2 separate regions of the Homo sapiens genome follow, and region 1 is linked to region 2. A link is an interaction called in ENCODE POLR2A ChIA-PET data of the cell type or tissue named here. Cell type or tissue: PC-9. All regions are shown on one strand.

Evidence for each region. Peaks named below come from ENCODE experiments on the same cell type or tissue, not always from the same donor. Only the 100,000 strongest peaks of a DNase experiment are listed, where the experiment ranks them.
Region 1: POLR2A ChIA-PET joins it to region 2 with 22 read pairs; 6 of 35 experiments call an interaction of 5 or more read pairs at or near these places.

Annotation. Positions count from the first base shown.
Region 1 is chr2:38,080,950-38,088,949 of GRCh38, reverse strand. No RefSeq gene overlaps it. Among named protein-coding and RNA genes, the nearest start is that of CYP1B1, 8.8 kb to the right of the region's middle. In PC-9, no CTCF peak of the experiment used is centred here; no DNase peak of the experiment used is centred here; H3K27ac peaks cover 1,182 bases.
Region 2 is chr2:37,918,809-37,926,808 of GRCh38, reverse strand. It overlaps RMDN2 (regulator of microtubule dynamics 2), which reads right to left and starts at 1,522. Exons shown (of 11, transcript NM_001170791.3): 1 at 1,384-1,522. RefSeq lists a silencer at 1,468-1,707. In PC-9, no CTCF peak of the experiment used is centred here; DNase peaks (open chromatin) are centred at 1,268 and 7,858; H3K4me3 peaks cover 2,485 bases; H3K27ac peaks cover 1,740 bases.

The DNA.
Region 1 (8,000 bases), 160 kb before region 2:
GGGAATGCAGATCTAATGCTAAAAACTAAGAGGTGAATGGAGAGAGAGAGAGGGAGAGAGAGAGAGAGGGAGAGAGGGAGAGAGGGAGAGAGGGAGAGAGGGAGAGAGGGAGAGAGAGAGAGAGAGAGAGAGAGAGAGAGAGAGAGAGAGACAGACAGACAGACAGACAGACAGACAGACAGACAGACAGAGAGAGAAAGAAAGACTAGAATCTGGATGCTAACCATCCAAAAACCTGGAGGCTGTACCAGTCAACATGTCCATGGCTAGATGTTGTGATCTTAGCTGAGCCCAAATGTACATTCTTTTGGTGGTGGGGTGTTTTACTTGTTGCTTTATGTATTTTCTTGGTAACCTGGTAAATATTTATTTTTAGAAAATGAAAATAAAAAGGAAAACTAGTATCCTTTATCTGCCTAAAGGTTTTCTATGGTTGGTCAAAGAATTAGGGAAGTAAAGTGTTTCCCTATTGACCAAAGTTGTGGACAGTAGGCTCCCTCTTTCACTGTTAGAAAAGTTGATTTCAGGCTGGGCGCAGTGGCTCATGGTTGTAATCCCAGCACTTTGGGAGGCCGAGGCAGGTGGATCACCTGATGTCAGGAGTTTGAGACCAGCCTGGCCAACATGGTGAAACCCTGCCTTTACTAAAAATACAAAAATTAGCCAGGCATGGTGGTGCACCCCTGTAGTCCCAGCTACTGGGGAGGCTGAGGCAGGTGAATCGCTTGAACATGGCAGGTGGAGGCTACAGTGAGTCGAGATGGTGCCACTGCACTCCAGCCTGGGCAACAGAGCAAGACTCTGAAAAAAAAAGAAAGAAGAAGGAGAAGGAAAAGGAGGAGAGAAAAGTCTATTTCAGGAAGTAGAGTAGGTGGTAGTAGAAGCTCAGAGAACAAACGTACAAAAACAACCACAGACCCTGGCGTCCCTTCCCTTCGTATGGAATCATCACTGTGCCAAGTCGGTGGGAGCTTCACCCCACAAATATTAAGCAGCAGAGGCACATGCTCAAACGTTGAGCAGGAGAGGTAAGTACACCAGTTGAGAGCCCAGACAAAGTGACTGACCACCGTGACTATCTTTTAGCCCCAGGGCTGGGTATTTTTTTCTTTTTCTTTTTCTTAGTTGCTGTATCTCTCTGCTCCCCCTTCTTATTTCCCTCACTCTTTTCCCCTCTGCCCTGACTCTTTACTCTTCTGTGTGAGAGAGAATGAAGAGAGGAAGGGAGACAGCAGAACAGAAAAGGGGGCACCTGAGACGAGAGTGGAGGTCTTGAGGGAATGAGGGTGAGGAAGATAGGAGTGGACCCAGAGAAAGGGAAAATGAGAGACAGAATGAGAGAGAAGAAAGAAGGATGAAGCAAGGGGAAGGAAAAGGGCAGAAGGAAGCAAACCAAAGGAAAGAACTGGGAATGATGCTGGGAAAAACCATTAAAGCACAGCACCATTTGCTGCATTTATGAAGCACATAGAACCCTGAGTAGATTATGCCCCTTAACACAGGGGCACAGTAGAACTAAGGGCATGACACTGCCTTATATCATATTTCTTCTGCTTTCAAAAGGAATTGAAGAAAGCCTAAGATAAAAGAGACAAGACACACTCAAGCCATTCAAAGAACAAGGACGGCACAGAAAGTACAGGTTATAATCCATAGTGCTGAGGAGAAAGACTGCAATTGAGCACAAACTTTTTATTAGTCCTGAACTCCAGGAGTGACACATCAGATGCAGGACCCTGAACAGCAGACTAATCCCACTTTCTTTCCACTGTCCTTGCTTACAAGAAACCCTCAAGAGAAGCTAAGAAGGCAATGTAAGATCAAAATGTTGGGAAGATCTTTTTTTATGTTCTTATATTTAACTTTTAATTTTGATATAATTACAGAAGAGTTTCAAGGAATCACAAAGAACTCCCATTTACCCAGATTCTCCAATTAACATTGACCACACTTACTTTCTCATTCTCCTCTCTCTCCCTCTCCTTCTCCCCAAACCCCTCTATTTTTTCCTTGAGCCATTTGAGGGTAAGTGGCAGACATTACACCCCTTTACCTCTAAATATGCATTTTGGTGAGGAACTAGAATACATGTAGCTTTCACTACATGTATTTCTGTCACTTTCACTAATACCAGACAGAGCTCATGGGCAACGAGATTGGAAGGGGAGCAGGAGTAGGAAACTTGTTTTAAGCTGCAACTACTTAGCAAGTGACTATCTTTTCTTAGATTAATTTAGGTCAATAAAAATAGCAGAATCTTCTAAATCACCTTCTCACCAACTTTACATAGGATTGAGAAAACATCAATTGTCTACATTTGTCTACATGAAATAATATTAATAGAAATGAGGATTGGTAGCCAATACCCTTGGTGCTAACCACTCCAAGAAATCTAGAAAGTGCTTAATACAAAGAAAGAATCCTTGTCAGCCTGTATTGTTAGGCCCCTGAGCCCAAGCTAAGCCATCATATCCCCTGTGACCTGCACGCACACATCCAGATCGCCGGTTCCTGCCTTAACTGATGACATTCCACCACAAAAGAAGTGAAAATGGCCTGTTCCTGCCTTAACTGATGACATTGTCTTGTGAAATTCCTTCTCCTGGCTCATCCTGGCTCAAAAGCTCCCCCACTGAGTACCTTGTGACTCCCACTCCTGCCTGCCAGAGAACAACCCCCCTTTTTCCTTTACCTACCCAAATCATATAAAACGGCCCCACCTGTCTCCCTTGGCTGACTCTCTTTTTGGACTCAGCCCGCCTGCACCCAGGTGATTAAAAGCTTTATTGCTCACACAAAGCCTGTTTGATGGTCTCTTCACACGGACATGCATGAAATTTGGTGCCATGAGTCGGATCGGGGGACCTCCCTTGGGAGGGCAATCCCCTGTCCTCCTGTTCTTTGCTCCATGAGAAAGATCCACCTACGACCTCAGGTCCTCAGACCGACCAGCCCAAGGAACATCTCACCAATTTTAAATCGGGTAAGCGGCCTCTTCTTACTCTCTTCTCCAACCTCTCTCACTGTCCTTCAACCACTTTCTCCTTTCCACTCTTCAATCTCTCCCTTCTCTTAATTTCAATTCCTTTCATTTTCTGGTAGAGACAAAGGAGACACGTTTTATCCGTGGACCCAAAACTCCGGCGCCGGTCAGGGACTGGGAAGGCAGCCTTCCCTTGGTGTTTAATCATTGCAGGGACTGCAATGATTATTCACCCAGGTTTCAGAGGTGTCAGACCATGCAGGGACGCCTGCCTTGGTCCTTCACCCTTAGCGGCAAGTCCTGCTTTTCTGGGGAAGGGGCAAGTACCCCAACCCCTTCTCTCCGTGTCTCTACCCCTTCTCCTCCTTTCTGGGGGGCAAGAAATCCCCAACCCCTTCTCCTTCACCCTGAGCGGCAAGTCCTGCTTTTCTAGAGGAGGGGCAAGTACCCCAACCTCGTATCTCTGCACCCCAATCCCTTATTTCCGTGCCCCGACCTCTTATCTCTGCGCCCAATCTCTTATTTCCGCGCCCCAACCTCTTATATCTCTGTGCCCCAATCCCTTATTTCCACACCCCAACCTCTAATCTCTGTGCCCCCATCCCTTATTTCCGTGCCCCAACCTCTTCTCCGTGCCCCAACCCCTTTCCCGCTTTTCTGGAAGGTAAGAACCCCCAAACCCCTTCCCTCCATGTCTCTACTCTCTCTTTTCTCTAAGCTTGCTTCCTTCACTATGGGCAACTTTCCACCCTCCATTCCTCCTTCTTCTCCCTTAGCCTGTGTCCTCAAAAACTTAAAACCTCTTCAACTCTCACCTAAATTAAAATCTAAGCATCTTATTTTCTTCTGCAATGCCGCTTGACCCCAATACAAACTCAACAGTAGTTCCAAATAGCCGGAAAACGGCACTTTCAATTTTTCCATCCTACAAGATCTAAATAATTCTTGTTGTAAAATGGGCAAATGGTCTGAGGTGCCTGACATCCAGGCATTCTTTTACACATCGGTCCCTCTCTAGTCTCTGTTCCCAATGCAACTCATCCCAAATCTTCCTTCTTTCCCTCCCACCTGTCCCCTCAGTCCCAACCCCAAGCGTCGCTGAGGCTTTCTAATCTTCCTTTTCTACGGACCCATCTGACCTCTCCCCACCTCCCCAGGCTGCTCCTCGCCAGGCCCAGCTAGGTCCCAATTCTTCCTCAGCCTCCGCTCCTCCACCCTATAATCCTTTTATCACCTCCCCTCCTCACACCTGGTCTGCCTTACAGTTTCGTTTCGTGACTAGCCCTCCCCCACCTGCCCAGCAATTGACTCTTAAAAAGGTGGCTGGAGCTAAAGGCACAGTCAAGGTTAATGCTCCTTTTTCTTTATCCCAAATCAGATAGCGTTTTCATCAAACATAAAAACCCAGCCCAGTTCGTGACTCCTTTGGCAGCAGCCCTGAGACGCTTTACAGCCCTAGACCCTAAAAGGTCAAAAGGCCGTCTTATTCTCAATATACATTTTATTACCCAATCTGCTCCCGACATTAAATAAAACTCCAAAAATTAGAATCTGGCACTCAAACCCCACAACAGGATTTAATTAACCTCGCCTTCAAGGTGTACAATAATAGAAAAAAGTTGCAATTCCTTGCCTCCACTGTGAGACAAACCCCAGCCACATCTCCAGCACACAAGAACTTCCAAACGCCTGAACCGCAGCGGCCAGGCGTTCCTCCAGAACCTCCTCCCCTAGGAGCTTGCTACAAGTGCTAGAAATCTGGCCACCAGGCCAAGGAATGCCTGCAGCCCAGGATTCCTCCTAAGCCATGTCCCATCTGTGTGGGACCCCACTGGAAATCGGACTGTCCAACTCACCTGGCAGCCACTCCCAGAGCCCCTGGAACTCTGGCCCAAGGCTCTCTGACTGCTTCCCAGATCTTCTTGGCTTAGCGGCTGAAGACTGATGCTGCCCGACTGCCTTGGAAGCCCCCTAGACCATCACAGACGCCGAGCTTCGCGTAACTCTCACAGTGGAAAGTAAGTCCGTCCCCTTCTTAATCAATACGGAGGCTACCCACTCTACATTACCTTCTTTTCAAGGGCCTGTTTCCCTTGCCTCCATAACTGTTGTGGGTATTGACAGCCAGGCTTCTAAACCTCTTAAAACTCCCCAACTCTGGTGGCAACTTAGACAATACTCTTTTAAGCACTCATTTTAGTTATCCACACCTGCCCAGTTCCCTTATTAGGGCGAGCCACTTTAACTAAATTATCTGCTTCCCTGACTATTCCTGGATTACAGCTACATCTCATTGCTGCCCTTCTTCCCAGTCCAAAGCCTCCTTTGCGTCCTCCTCTTATATTCCCCCACCTTAACCCACAAATATAAGATACCTCTACTCCCTCCTTGGTGACCGATCATGCATCCCTTACCATCTCATTAAAACCTAACCACCTTTACCCCGATTAATGCCAATATCCCATCCCACAGCATGCTTTGAAAGGGTTAAAGCCTGTTATCACTTGCCTGCTACAGCATGGCCTTTTAAAGCCTATAAACTCTCCTTACCATTCCCCCATTTTACCTGTCCTAAAACCAAGCAAGCCTTACAAGTTAGTTCAGGATCTATGCCTTATCAACCAAATTGTTTTGCCTATCCACCCCATGGTGCCAAACCCATATACTCTCCTATCCTCAATACCTCCCTCCACAATCCATTATTCTGTTTTGGATCTCAAACATGCTTTCTTTACTATTCCTTTGAACCCGTCATCCCAGCCTCTCTTTGCTTTCACTTGGACTGACCCTGACACCCATTAGGCTCAGCAAATTACCTGGGCTGTACTGCCGCAAGGCTTCACAGACAGCCCCCATTACTTCAGTCAAGCCCAAATTTCATCCTCATCTGTTACCTATCTCAGCATAATTCTCATAAAAACACACGTGCTTTCCCTGCTGATCGTGTCCGATTAATCTCCCAAACCTCAATCCCTTACAAAACAACAACGCCTTTCCTTCCTAGGCATGGTTAGTGCGGTCAGAATTCTTACACAAGAGCCAGGACCGCACCCTGTAGCCTTCCTATGCAAACAACTTGACCTTACTGTTTTAGCCTAGCCCTCATGTCTCCATGCAGCGGCTGCTGCCGCCCTAATACTTTTAGAGGCCCTAAAAATCACAAACTATGCTCAACTCACTCTCTACATTTCTCATAACTTCCAAAATCTATTTTCTTCCTCACACCTGACGCATATACTTTCTGCTCCCCGGCTCCTTCAGCTGTACTCAGTCTTTGTTAAGTCCCACAATTACTATTGTTCCTGGCCCGGACTTCAATCCGGCCTCCCACATTATTCCTGATACCACACCTGACCCCCATGACTGTATCTCTCTGATCCACCTGACATTCACCCCATTTCCCCATATTTCCTTCTTTCCTGTTCCTCACCCTGATCACGCTTGATTTATTGATGGCAGTTCCACCAGGCCTAATCGCCACACACCAGCAAAGGCAGGCTATGCTATAGTACAAGCCACTAGCCCGCCTCTTAGAACCTCTCATTTCCTTTCTATCATGGAAATCTATCCTCAAGGAAATAACTTCTCAGTGTTCCATCTGCTATTCTACTACTCCTCAGGGATTATTCAGGCCCCTTCCTTCCCTACACATCAAGCTTGAGGATTTGCCCCCACCCAGGACTGGCAAATTAGCTTTACTCAACATGTCCCAAGTCAGGAAACTAAAATACCTCTTAGTCTAAATAGACACTTTCACTGGATAGGTAGAGGCCTTTCCTATAGGGTCTGAGAAGGCCACCGCAGTCATTTCTTCCCTTCTGTCAGACATAATTCCTCAGTTTAGCCTTCCCACCTCTATACAGTCTGATAACAGACCAGCCTTTATTAGTCAAATCAGCCAAGCAGTTTTTCAGGCTCTTAGTATTCAGTGAAATCTTTATATCCCTTATGGTCCTCCGTCTTCAGGAAAAGTAGAACGGACTAAAGGTCTTTTAAAAACACACCTCACCAAGCTCAGCTACCAACTTAAAAAGGACTGGACAATACTTTTACGACTTTCCTTTCTCAGAAGTCAGACCTGTCCTCAGAATGCTACAAGGTACAGCCCATTTGAGCTCCTGTATAGACGCTCCTTTTTATTAGGCCCCAGTCTCATTCCAGACACCAGACCAACTTAGACTGTGCCCCAAAAAAACTTATCATCCCTATTATCTTCTGTCTAGTCATACTCCTATTCACCGTTCTCAACTACTCATACACGCCCTGCTCTTATTTACACTGCCGGTTTACGCTGTTTCTCCAAGCCATCACAGCTGATATCTCCTGGTGCTATCCCCAAACTGCCACTCTTAACTCTTGAAGTAAATAAATAATCTTTGCTGGCAGGACTGTGCTGAATCTCCTTAGGCACTCTCTAATCAGATGTCCTGAGTTGTCCCAATTCTTAGACCTTTTATACCTGTTTTTCTCCTTCTCTTATTCCATTTAGTTTTTCAATTCATACAAAACTGTATCCAGGCCATCACCAATAATTCTAAATGACAAATGTTCCTTCTAACAACCCCACAATATCACCCCTTACCACAAAATCTTCCTTCAGCTTAATCTCTCCCACTCTAGGTTCCCACACCGCCCCTAATCCCGCTGAAGCAGCCCTGAGAAACATCGCCCATTATCTCTCCATACCACCCCCAAAAATTTTCGCTGTCCCAAAACTTTACCACTATTTAGTTTTATTTTTCTTATTAATATAAGAAGACAGGAATGTCAGCCCTCTGAGCCCAAGCAAAGCCATCATATCCCCTGTGACCTGCACGTACACATCCAGATCGCCGGTTCCTGCCTTAACTGATGACATTCCACCACAAAAGAAGTGAAAATGGCCTGTTCCTGCCTTAACTGATGACATTTTCTTGTGAAATTCCTTCTCCTGGCTCATCCTGGCTCAAAAGCTCCCCCATTGAGTACCTTGTGACCCCCACTCCTGCCCGCCAGAGAACAACCCCCCTTTTTCCTT
Region 2 (8,000 bases):
GTGGGCAACCACGCCCGGCTAATTTTTACATTACTTGTAGAGAGTGAGTCTCCCTATGTTGCTAGGCTGGTCCCGAACTCCTGGGCCCAAGCAATCCTGCCTCCACCTCTCAAAGTGCTGGGATAAGCAGCATGGGCCACTGCCTCCAGCCTTGTTAGCTTTCATACTTCTAATTATGTTAATAGTATACACTTGTAGTATAAAAAAATATAGTAATTAAAAACTTTACCAAACAGATTTTAAAACTCTAATATTTTAATAATCAGATACAAAGTATTATGTTACGTTTCAATTTGTAAGGTGCTAGTAAATAACAATGGAAAATGACATTTTAATATAGATTATGGCACTTAATTAATGTGTATTATTGTGTAATATTAAAGGTTGAGATGAGAATCAAGTATTCTAAAATGACATCAAAATGTTGACTCTAAAGAAAATAGAATATGAAATGTTTTCTGAAGAAATGTCTGAAGAAACATTTCATTTCCATGTTCTAGTTTTATTTAAAATTAATTTTTTGATGTAGAAATTATGCTTTACTAAATTAATTATAATGCTTTCACCATAAATCTAGCACAGATATTCATTAACTTCATCAGCAGACCCTTAGAGGAGAAAAATATAAAATGCATAACTCTAATAAACTCGGGGAAGGTATGACAAATTTTGCAAGGATAAAGAGACATTACAAAAAAGCCCGAGGTTTAAGTTTCCTAAGAGAATTGCACTGAGACCTTGAACTAGTGATCAGATTTCCTACAGCGTCCTGGAAAACCTGGTACTTTCGAAGTGAATTCTATTGTTCATTTCATCAGGTTTTCATGGTTTTTTTGTATTTTATAATTTATTTTAAATTTAGGGCTCCCAAGTGTTTGCCTCATTCCCCTATGTTGGCAGCACTGATAATCCGGCCTTCGTTTTTGTGTGAAATAGGCACAGACGGAGTCTGAGAGCAAAAAAAACCCCACACAAACAAAAACAAAATGTTTGCGCAAGGCTGAAAGCCGAGCGAGAGCCCAGCAAGTGTCTCTGTTGAAATTCTTTGGGGTTTGCAGGGACCAGCCGGGCCGAGGCAGCAAACTGCCTGTTCCCCACGCACCCCAGAAGGGTCCGCGTGCGAGGAAATACCAGCGACCTCCGGGGCTAGGGCTTCCGTGGCGCAGGGTCAGCGAGGGATGAACCCGGGAAGCCACTATGGGCCGCTGCTCCAGCCCCGGGAACGCAGAGCACCGCTGGCTAGCAGGCTCAAGCTTCGCCAGGGACACACCGACCCGGAAGTGCAGTCGCCCCCACCGCAAGTATTTCCGCTTCCCTCCGCAAGTCCCCGGCGCGGTCCGGCCCCCAGCGGCTGAGCAGCCCCCTCCCAGACTGCGCACGCACCTGTGTTCACTGCGCCGGCCTTTCAGCTGTTGGAGAGCGGAGACCAGGACCTGCTGGCGCGCAGTGGCGGACGGACAGTAGCCCTGGAGCCCGCGGGTCCTAAGGTCCCGCGCCGCGGCCGTCGCGTCCTGACCCAGATAGCGGAGGCGCCGGGGGAGGAGCCCGCGGCCGCTCGGCCCCCCGCTCCCGCCCCCTCTCCCTCTCGTGGTGGGTTCAACTCTACCGGGACTGGCGTTGGGTGCACCTTTTGCAAAATAAAATTGCACGTCGCGGGGCGCCTGGCTCGCGCCGGACCGTGTGTCTCGGCCGTCGCCTCCCTTCGAAGCCGGTCGGCACCTTTTCCCCCGCCTGGGCTCTGGGCCTCCGCGCTAGCCCCAGCGCGTTCCCTCTCGCGTTGCTGCCACTCCGCACGCCCACCGCCAGCTCGCTTCGTTCCGGCTCTCAAACCCACTCCCTCTCCCCTAGTTAAACCTTTTTCTGTGCCCTTTCTAGGCACAACCTTGCACTTTACTCCTCACGACTGAATTAAAGGCAGACGCCTTGCACTAATTACTGATATCTGCAGCCCCGTGTTCATAGCTTTATCTCACGTTTTCTTTTAATGAGCAATTTTGACAGCCTCTTCCTTCTCCCCGCCATTCCGAGTTGCCTTTAGATGAAAGCCGCTGTTTTTTCAGATGCCTGACATTTAAGGTTTTACCCAGCTTTCTGTGGTTTGTATAATGAAACTAATTCTGCTAAATACGCTCTTAAAAACTGGGCCGGGCGCGGTGGGTCACGCCTGTAATCCCAGCACTTTGGGAGGCTGAGGCAGGCGGATCACCTGAGGTCAGGAATTCGAGACCAGTATGGCCAACGTGGCGAAACCCCTGTCTCTACTAAAAATACAAAAAATTAGCCGGGCGTGGTGGTGGACGCCTGTAATCCCAGCTACTTGGGAGGATGAGGCAGGAGAATCGTTTGAACCCGGAGGCAGAGGTTGCAGTGAGGCGAGATCGCGCCACCGCACTCCAGCCTGGGTGATAGAGCGTCTCAAAAACAAAAACAAAACAGTACATACACTGCTTCTGTATTGTCCGCACCTTGAGTATTACTGCCTCAAGCTTAGGTTTGCATAACATTAATCTCTAAACTTCCCACCAATATATTGAGCAGAATTAAAAATGGGTACACTCTTTCTCAAAACAGCAACAGCAGACAACACCCATAAAGCCATGAAGAATCCAGAAGGCTTGTTTTGCAATCCATATACTACTGTTTACGGATAGGGATTCAGGGATTCTATAGGCTCTTTAAGATGATTTTTTGAGCTTCAGGCAAGCCGCATTGAAGAATAAGTAAGCCTGGCCATGGTCATTTTATTAAAAGTAATTTGTAGCAGGGCGCAGTGGCTCACGACTGTAAGCCCAGCACTTTGAGAGGCTGAGGCGGACGGATCACTTGAGGCCAGGAGTTCGTGACCAGCCTGGCCAATATGATGAAACACCATCTCTACTAAAAATACAAAAATTAGCCGAGTGTGGTGGCGCACTTCTGTAGTCCCAGCTGCTCGGGAGGTTAAGGCATGAGAATTGCTTAAACCTCAGAGGCAGAAGTTGCAGTGAGCCGAGATCGGGCCACTGCTCACCAGTCTGGGACAGAATGAGACTCTGTCTCAAAAAACAAGAGCAAAAACCTAAGTTGTATTTGGAAAAAGAGCAGATTAATCTTTAACCTCTCAGATTTGGAACTAGTAAAATATTACCTTCTACAAACCCACTTCACTCCTATTTATTATGGTTTGCAGCAATCTTGCAATATAATGCTAGCTTTATTTAACTAGAATACAATATGATATAAACCGATCATGCAAAACAATTTTCTCTTTTAACAAGATTTAGATACCAAAGAAACATGACTGTCTCTTCGCTAATACTTAAAAGGAGCTTTTCAGTATTTAAAACAAAATTTAAGCTTTTCCAGGAGCCCACTGAGTTGTTCACTGCTGCATCCCCAGCACATTGCACAGAAGAGGCTTTCAATAAAAATGTGACGTATGGGCTGTGAACAAGGCCTTACCAGTCTATTCCAAGAGGAAGATGGCAGCTGATACTGACTTGATCTTCAGGTTCAGGACATAGACTATGTCACACTTGCTCCTTTCCAATACATTTGTTTCTATTCCTTGATGAGTAAAAATTATCTGAAAGGTAGAAACTCAGGGACAGTGACAACCATTGACCTTGGCAAAGCTGTAACTAAATAGCAAAGACAGGCGCTATCTTTGCCAGGTACTGTTGCAGGGGTGACATAAAAAAGCAGAAATGATTCCCCTCCCCACTACTAGGAATGTCAGTCTAAAAGGAATATCTGAAGGAAAAACCAGAACATACTAAGAATCTCAGAGTTGCTGTTATTCATCAAACCAGTACGGCATGACAATCATTTGGGAGGAGTGGGTACAGACCCTTCACGATTTGCCCCAACCTACTTTTCCAGCTTTTCTCCGCTACTTCCACCAGACATCATTCTACACTTCAGCACTAGCTAAGCTACTGATCGTCTCTCCACAAGCTGTATCCTTTTTATCCTGTTCCTTGTGCCTGGAATATCCTGTTGCTTGCCACCCGTCCAAAACCAATTCAACCACTTCAACCTCTTTCCCTTGAGAAGCTACACACTCTCTCCTTCCCCATAAGAAGTATTCATCCATGCCCCATCAAAACTTATGGAAGGACCAGGAGTTTCAATGAATACAAAATGCCTCCCTGCTAGCTTACAGCAAACCTCTCTGGTGTACACTATATAATTACTGCTTGCCAGTGACTGTGTGTTTGTGAGGCTGTGAACATCTTCAAGGATGGTAGCATTTATCTTTGTATCTTGGGAACCTGGCATGGTGCACACCCTCTATATTAGATAACTATTTGAAAGTAGTATGTACATTTGAGGGAAAAGCATGAGGAAATGTATAGTCCTTCATTATAGTAATGTGAGATGGGAGTGTCAATTTTTTTTTTTTTTTAGGTTTTATTTGAGTGGTTTTATTTCCAGGAAGCAATTGAATGACAAAGTTAGTTTTAACCCTTTAACAGTTACCAATATGCTATATAGTTAACTATTCATTTTCTAGTTCCTTGTTGTTATTTCCAAATCTTATCAAACTTACAAGCTGAATTTCTTAATTTGTAAACTGAAGGCTGAGCTGCAGGTATAATTAGTACCACTATGAAATCCCCAACCCCCGCTTCAAAGAGCAGAATCAACCTTCATTTCCAGGCTGGTTTTAAGAAAGTATTTTAAGGAAAGGGTTAAGGAAATATTTTACTGCAAATAGCTGGGGAAAAACTTTTAAATTAAGAACACCCTAACCATTGAGAGAGAGGGATTTAGAGAGGGAGAAGCGCACAGGCAAAGAGCAGGGGCAGAGGAAGAAGTCCCCCAGGTGTAACCGAAGCTCTGAGTTCCCCGAATCATTTGTAAACGAGGAGGAGCAAAGGGCAGCAGCAACAGGTACAGCAGGAACATTTATTGAGTCTTCTACACAGTTTTCAAGCTTCGTTCTTTATATGAATTATCTTATTCCATTTTCCCAACAATCTAATGAAGTAAATAACATACAGGTGAGGAAACCAAGGCTTCAAGAGGTGAAGAAACTTGTCCCAGGCCACATAGTCAGTTTTAGAGACAAATATCAAACTTAACTTTGTCTGAGAGCCTTTTCTCTTAACCCAGCCCATCTTGGACCCCCAGACCCTGCCTTTGATAGAACACTTGAAGGGACTCTTCATAGCACCATTTACAAGAACATCATAGCCCTTCTAATGTGATATTACATCATTTGTATCCCCCACTTCAGTTATTTAGGGTTCAGCTTTCACTGCTTCTGTTAGAGGAGAAACTGAATTCTCAAATCTGATCATTTGCCCCATGGGGGGTTTTCTGCAGTTTACCACAACCTCTAATCCACAGAGTATAAAATTACTTTGTGTTTATGATATTCAGGTTAGGCTAGGAATAGAATTTGGGGAAAAGAGGAATATAATACTATGTCTGATGTAGTTTTAAAAAAATTAGGCAGTCTCTAGAACACAGGAAAATTACAAAAAAAATTTCTGAAAAGAAACTAACTTGGACTTTCTAAGGTAAAAATGTTTTATCTGAAAAAAGCATTAGGATAAGCTTATTAAATATTTCCATAGACTAAGTGATTAGTGCAATAAATTATTAATCACTTAAATCCAATAAAATGGTTGGCCTAATACTCCTATACTGAACAAATTAAAAATGGTATTTTAGGAAGATATGTATGAAAGAAAAATTAACAACGATATTTATGTTATGCTACTTAGCAGTTCAATGTTGAATCAATTTATTAAAAGTATACATACCTAATTAAGATATAGAATTCTTATTAGAAACTTTCTATTTCATTAGAAACATTAAGTTTTTGTTCCATGAAAAAAGTCATTTTCAAAAAGGCATGTACTAACCTTGCTCAGTGGTTTTCCGCAGTATTTCGGTGATGATTCAAGAAAAGAATGACGTTTCTTTAAAAATTGTGGAAGATTTTTTAAGTCACATTCCTCCACTGATTTTCCATGGCCTTTGTAAATAAAGCACAGCCTTGGATACAATCCAAAGTGGAACTTGACAGATTCAGAGGAAGAGTGGTTTTGCCCCTCCCTCTGCATTCTTTCTTCATCCTGGGAGATGATGTTCAGGGACACTGTTGACAGTATATACATCAACTTCACAAGCTAAGGTCAGTTTCACTGGCGCTAATTAAAAATAAAGGTGAATATTCATCATCATCAGACAAAATGTTGTTAACACGTGTACAAAAAGTTAAAATAACTGGATATGCTTAATTACATATAATAATTGGAAAAAAATTTCATTTTGGACTTGGGTGGTAAGTGGATTTTATACAATATTCTGCTGGGAAAAATTGGGGTTAGCAGTTTTCCAGACTTACTGTCTTCAGACTATACAAAGGAAAGTGATTTTCCCTTTCGGAGCAGACCCTTTTCAAGAAATTGTTCAGTAGACAGAGCCCCTGGGCATACAAATAAATAAACAGAGAGAATCTACTCTCATATATTGCAATAGAGACACATTAATTAACCAACCGTTGTTAGAACTTTTTGCATTTTATAAAAATTATACTCCTATCATTATTAAGACACATATTTGGACTCTCAGAGAAGACAGTCTAGAAGAAGATGAAAACTGAAACACTACTGTAATGATTTTAGAAGAAATCCAGACTAAAGAGAGTAACAAACCCATATGGATTGTGATCCAAAATAATTTTAATTTGATTGTTTGGGACATGGGACATATCATGAAAATTATGCTATAAATGGTGGTTAATTTCTGTGAGAAACCCATAAAACCCTTTATACCCTATGTGATAACATACAGTATGGTTTGGCACTGACTTCTAACTTAGACCTGCTGATGTCAGGAAATCAGTTATCTGTTGCTATGGCCTTGGCTGCTTCCACTTACAAAACAAAAGACTGAACTTGTCCCCGCCAACTGCTGCAGCTGATAACTGTCCAATGTCAAATGATCAGAAAATCCCCGCCCTCCAGCTATGACATCCACTTACCAGCTAGAGCAAAAAGAATCCTTCCTACCACCAGCCACAGGCTCTGCCAGGCTTCCAACAAGAAGAGAATGACCCATTCTGCCACAGCACTCTCTGGCTTTCTCACATGAGGCAAAGCAACCCTTAAGAAACAACTTCTTAAGGAAACAACAACAAAAAAGACAATTCTGACAGTAATGACTTCACATTTACTTCTCCTAGTATCATAAACCCCCCCTTTCTCAAACAAAAGGGTGCTGAGAGGAACCTTTCTTTGAGACATAATGAGCAGCCAGTCACTCATTGTACAAGAAGCATAACTCAAGGAGTATCTGTATTTAACAAATGAAAGACTGTTAATAAACTAATTTGAATAATTCAGATATTTACCTACAGAAATGCAGTAAGATTACAGAGTGACATTACAAAAGATCAAAAGATTTTCATAAAATATTTAACGGTGAGAATCCAACATTAGACATCAAGGCGCTTTGGGTATTTTCCTTTGCTAAATCTGTGCGATCATGAGATGTGGCCATAAATAGGCAGCATTATTTTCTCCCCTTTTAAAGAAGCAGAAACTGTAAAGATCTTTCATCAAGATAACACACTGTTAACATGGCTTAGATGAAAGTTTCGAAGGCATCTAACATCCAAATGAAAAATAAAAACTTCAGTTGATTCAAACATTTTAAAATACTTTGGTACCACCAATTATCATTCCTAAAAGAAACTTCCACTAACCCTGGCTCCCCTCTCATTTTAGGACTTCCTTATTTAACAACCTCCACTGGGAAAAACCTGCAGTGTCCTCTCACAGGCTTCACTTCCTGACTTCTATCCCATGTACCAACCTACTGCAGAAACCACTAAAACTTCTCTTTCCAAGGAGGGCAAAGGTTTCCTGGTTTCCCTTTTGATCTCTTTGGAACAGGGTTTCTCAACTTCAGTGCTATTGATTTTTTGGACAGAGAATTATTTGTTGTAGGGAGAATTCTACATTGTAGGATGTTTAGCAACATCTCTGGCCTCTGCAACTAAC